2 separate regions of the Mus musculus genome follow, and region 1 is linked to region 2. A link is a contact called in ENCODE Hi-C or POLR2A ChIA-PET data. All regions are on one chromosome and are shown on one strand. The core of a region is the stretch at or near the end of the contact, and the rest is flanking DNA. Distances in the headings are between cores, read along the strand shown. Region 1 has its middle 17 kb from the start of Trib1. Region 2 has its middle 66 kb from the start of Gm19510.

The links. A loop is a pair of places that touch in the nucleus more often than their neighbours do. ChIA-PET counts read pairs that join two places held with the same protein, here RNA polymerase II (POLR2A).
Region 1: a map of T-helper 17 cell shows a loop between it and region 2 (2.1-fold over the local background). The contact joins two enhancer-like sites. A Hi-C loop is called at or near these places in 3 of 37 maps with a recorded cell type or tissue (T-helper 1 cell, T-helper 17 cell and regulatory T cell). POLR2A ChIA-PET finds 5 or more read pairs at or near these places in 1 of 5 experiments (Patski).

Annotation. Positions count from the first base shown.
Region 1 is chr15:59,664,282-59,666,981 of GRCm38, reverse strand. No RefSeq gene overlaps it. Among named protein-coding and RNA genes, the nearest start is that of Trib1, 17 kb to the right of the region's middle. Within about 2 kb of position 1,382, at least 2 of the 3 ENCODE cell types and tissues checked have a DNase peak (open chromatin) inside an H3K27ac peak, as active enhancers do.
Region 2 is chr15:59,727,698-59,730,397 of GRCm38, reverse strand. No RefSeq gene overlaps it. Among named protein-coding and RNA genes, the nearest start is that of Gm19510, 66 kb to the left of the region's middle. Within about 2 kb of position 1,410, at least 2 of the 3 ENCODE cell types and tissues checked have a DNase peak (open chromatin) inside an H3K27ac peak, as active enhancers do.

The sequences.
Region 1 (2,700 bases), core at 133-2,632, 63 kb after region 2:
TAGCTTTTTAAATCATGCAAAACAGCGTTTGGGATACAGCTCTGATGTCGAGCGTGCCTGAGGCCCTGGGTTCCATCCCCCAGTATGGCTTAAGTTAGACATGGTGACACAAACCTTCAGTTCCAGCCCTGAGGGGGTGGAGGCAAGGAGATTAGACGTTCAAGGGTATTCTCTTCACTTCTCCTAGCTTTCGATGGTATAGAAATCAGAACGGCTGGCTGTAGGCGTAGCTCAGTGGTACAGAAATCAAATAGGCTGGCTAGCGGTACAGCATGCATTCCATGCACCATGGCTGATTAGCTTGTTTCCTTACACAACACGAGACCACCTTCCTGAGGATGGCAATGGCCACAGAGGACCCTCCCACACCAATCATCAATCAAGAAAATGTTCCAGAGACGGGCCCACAGGCCAACCAGATGGGAGCAATTCCATAATCCAGGCTCCCACTTCCCAGGAAACTCTGATTTGTGTCAAGATGATGGAAACAAATCTTAGTACAGTGGCGCATAGCTGTGACCCCAGAACCCTGAGAGGCTGAGAAAAGATTGTGAGTTTGAGGTCAGCCTGGTCTACCAAGTAAGACAATATCTAAAGAAGGTAGCAGGGAGAAGTACAATTTGAGAGAATCATACCTGTAGGGTCTTCTAAACCAATCATTATGCAAATATTCATGTGTATTTGGTGAGTCCTAAATACTATTCCAGCCACTGGGAGTTGGGATTATAAAAGTACAAGTTGCTGAGGTAGATCTGATATAGGGAATGGCTTGTTCCAGGTGTTCTTTTAAAGTCCTCTCACTATCCTACTAACACAATTGTTAGCAAAAGCCACGTCTTTCCAGATATGGAGACTGAGGCATAGGGAGATTTTTTTCCCTGTCAGGCTGACTAGGAGAGTCAGACCTGGAATTTTAGCCCAGAAATTCCAGCTCCAGGCACTTTCTCTTCAGACACCCTGGCAGGTTCTAACCTCTGCTGTGTGTGCCCTGAGGTACCTGGGAACCCGACTCAGAATGCCACCTTTCTCAGGTCAATTGGATGTCCTCCAACTCTCAGGCCTAGTGAGGTTAAGGCTCCCAGACTGGACTCCCAGTGAAATAAGATCCCGCATGGCTTGGAGCTGACGCAAGCCGGCTGCCTCTACCTGCAGAGCTGCTGAAAAGCTTGCCTCTGGGGTGTGGAGGAATGTTCTGCCTGGCCCAAGAGCTGGATTTTACTATGGCCACCCCTCCAAGGCTCTGCCCACAAATAGCCTGTCCAATAACTCTGCTAGTTTCTGGCTTGACGGGATGAAAAGGATATGTCTGCCTCTGGGACGTCAGCACCACTTCAGGAAGCAGTGTGGGGACGAAGCCAAGGGCATGCTGAGCCAGCAGGGACTGCTCAAACTGTTCCAGCAGAAGGCTGGGGAAGGAGCCTGGAGGTCATGTGTGCCCGGGCCTCCCACTGTGCAAATAGGAAAGCCAGGTCCAGACAAGGGAGGTGGCTTGCTTCCTCCTCAGGCTCCTGCGGCTGCCTTGTGGAACACAGGAAGATGCCAGTCTTGGAAAACTACACCCCTGCCCCAGCCTACCTATGTAACTTAGCATCCAAATCCTTTTCTTTTTTCTGTTGTTCCCAGAGAGTGGCCTTGAACTCCACTCTCATCTCCAAGTCACAGAAATCCTCCTGCTTTAGCCTCATGGATACTGGGATTACAAACACGCACCATCGCATATGGATAGCATGCAGGTCTTCGATCCCATCTGTAGGATGAAGATGATGACCGCCCTGGAGAAGGCCATCAACCCTGCTCAGGTGGCTGTGGTTACAGCAGTCCCTCCTTGTGTGCTACCTCACCTGCTCTGTCACAAATAGTCTGAGTTTCAAGAATTAACTTCTCTCCATTGAGGCACAGCCTGTGTTTCACACTTTGACTCTTCCCTGGGTGCTGGAGGTTCTCAGGCTAGCAGCAGCAGCAGCCTCACCCAGGAGCTAGCTGAAAATGCAGAGGCTCAAGACTCACCCAGCCCTGATGAACAGGCTCTGCCTCCCGACAAGGGCCCCACCCCACCCCCAAATGTCCTTCCTTCCCATCACTTTTTCCTTCCTTCCTTCCTTCCTTCCTTCCTTCCTTCCTTCCTTCCTTCCTCCCTCCCTCCCTCCCTCCTGGCCTTTTATTTTTAATTTTACTTCTTTACTTAAAAAACAAAAAAGGGTCCTAGCCATGTACCCCAAGCCACTCTCAAACTCTGGGGTTTAAGCAAGGCCTAGTGGTACACACGTGATCCCAGCACTTAAGAGGCTAATGCAGCAGGATTGTCCCAAGTTCATGGACAGCTACAGCTACATGTCAAGAACAGATCTCAAAAAAGAAGGATCTGGGGCTATCTCTGATGATAGAATGCTTACCCAGCACACACGAAGCCCTGCCACCTGGCTTGCCCCTGCCACCACCTAAACCTGTTGTGTCAACACTGGGAACCAGTAGGGTTATTTTGTTATTTGGGATTTTGAGTTCAACCTGGGCTAGAGACCCTGCCAAAAAAAGAAAAAAAAAAAAAAAAAGAAAAAAAAAAGAAAAAGAAAAAGAAAAGAAAAGAAAAAAGAAAAAAGTCAGGAACACCTGGATTCAAAGCTCAAGAGATCCCCCTGCCTCAGCATCCCGAGCATGGACTTGACATGGACACATTATCACTGGGTAGTTTTGGTAGACTGA
Region 2 (2,700 bases), core at 161-2,660:
TGAATGACTGGGCTTCCCGGATACATCCAATCTCAGTCCGGGATGCTGGCAGCTAAGGCTGCCTCTGGTGAGGCGGTCAGAGAAACCTCTACAGTATGGCTGTCTTGAGGCTGTCAGCCCTCTTACCTGCATTTCGGAGTGATAGAAGAAAACCATGTAGGAGTTCTGTGGGCTTTTGAGAGACTAGGGCCTCAAAGAGCCAAGCCTCTGCTGTCTTCTATGAATCTGACTCACAGAGACCAGCTCGGATTCAAAGGAAGGGAACACTGGCCTTACCTATCATTGAAAGGTGGGCCAAAAAATGTACAGAGTTATCCTAAAATGATCCTACCCTGTCCATGAACCCCCTCCCACAGTGCCCTTGAGCACAACTGCGAAGGGAAGGGAAGGGAAGGGAAGGGAAGGGAAGGGAAGGGAAGGGAAGGGAAGGGAAGGGAAGGGAATCCCAAAATTTAAGTGTATTGCCCTGACAAAACCTGTGAATAGAACTCTCATCTCTGGGTCTTTATGCACCATGAGTTTGGACTAACTGTGGGCTGCATCCAACATCTTTTGTAGCATAAAGATTGGTCACTCTGAAGTTGTTTTATCTCTGAAGGGAAACGAGCAGCAGATACCTAAGAACTTCCTTTTCCTCCAAGACGGATCGACCCAGTGCCTTTTTCCAGCTGACCACAGCAAATCCTGACTCTTTCCACCTCTCTGAAGCCCATTTTATCTTTTGAAAGATAAAACTGATAATGATCACTTCATCTGTCTTCCCCACCCCGTCCCGCCCGGAGCTCTGGTAAGATGACGGACACTGTGATAACCTTTGTTAGATAGCAGTAGGTTACACTTGTTTCTATCTTCTAAAGAGCTGGAGTGAATTGGGCTAGGAGCTGGGGCCCCCAAAGGATCAAGGAAAGGGCCTGGTATCATTAGGATGTAATATGATGATATCAATGTAGGCCCAATAGACTTCAGAAAGGTGGGAAGAGGCGGGGTTTGCTGTTAACTGGTCAGCATTCAGAATGTCCCAGGCTTCTGAACCACTTTCAGTTTTGCAACGATCATCCCATCCATCAAGTCTATTAAGAAGTCATGAAGAAACTCAGGCGCACATCAACTAAAAGACAAACCTACAAACACACAGCTAATGAGCCAAAATGCCTGGCTATCCACCCTGGTCTCTTAGTGTCTACTGAGGAGTTCTATAAAGCCCTCTACTGGGGGCCTTGTGGGTCTTCCTCACTCTTGTGACAATCTCCATTCGCACCGTCCCCCACCCCCACCCCCGCCTCACCCTGAGAGCTGGAATTACGGAAGTCTGCCATGGTGCCTGTCTTCCGCTTGTGTTCTTCACAGTGTGCTCAGCTGGCAGATACGGTTTCCTGATTTTACAGAAGAGAAAGCAGGGCTCAGCTGTCTGCAGACTCACTCCAAAACACCATACGGGATGTGAACTTCACGCTAACTTCAAAGCTTGGTAGTTCCTAGCCACTTTCCTCTCTGCCTTGCTACTTGGGAAAGCATGAAGAGTTCTTTTCTACTGAATAGCTGCCAGAAATATCTCTCTTGGGTTATCCAGATGAGGAGACCCTCTGGGACTTGCAGGTTCAGAGCCTATGTCTCTTCACTTGAAAATGCACCCCATCTCTCCTTCAGTCCTGACAAGTAGCTTTTGCACATTAAGTAACAGGTCTCCAGCCAAAACTCAAGTGAGCGATGCAGGTCCTTCCATCTCTGAAAGACCCAGAGACCTAGGTCCCTGCAGTCTCAACTGTCAGACCTTGGGGACCACACCCAAATACTCTGGAAATCTGTAACTCGAACCCTCATTCTCCTCCCACAGCCTGGGGTACAGGCACTGCTGATTCATTTTAAGAAACTTTGCTTTCCACAGCAGCATAAGGAAGGACTGTCCCCTGCTAGAGCCACGTGTGTTTGCTATGATTCATCCTGTTGCCTGCAACCTCCTCAAAAAAAAAAAAAAAAAGGCCCTTACACAACCAGGAGCCTCTGGGAGCCACACAGTACAGGGGCTTCCCCTCTTAGTCACCCTCTGGGCCTAGGTCCACTTCCACGCAGCCACGAGAACTTGGAGGGACAAGCATATGCCCCAAAGAGGAACTGAGCACATTAGCAAACTGGGTGAAGGCCACCCCTCAGGGTCAGAGATGAGATGAGGCAAGACAGCAGCTGTGCTGATCCTGTAGAGCGAAATGTGCACGGTCAACAAAAGTTTCCGGCACACGGGGGCCCTGCCCTGTCCCCTCTGGCCCCAGGCACTCTGGGATGAGAGAAAATGACAAGGATGCAGCCTTGCTGTGCAAATGGAAATGTGGTGTGCTGTGCGGGTGGACCCTAAAGCTGATCTGTGAGCCCAGGCAGAAGCCTACAGAGATGGCCCCCATCTGGTGTGATCCTCTCTGTGGGAGCTTCACGGACACAGACACAGACACAGACACAGACACAGACACACACACACACACACACACACACACACACACACACACGTACACACACACGTACACACGCATGTGCGCGTGCACACTAGCGTCTGTGCTTCTTAGAGTCTCTATGCCGCTGTTTGCGCTGGTGGGTCTTGGTTGTCGATTTGTTTTACAACAGACAGAGAGGCTTGAGAGTGAATTGTCCAAACAACCCTTTTGCCTACAATAAAAAGTGAACCCAGAAAGAAAGGACACACACCTAGGT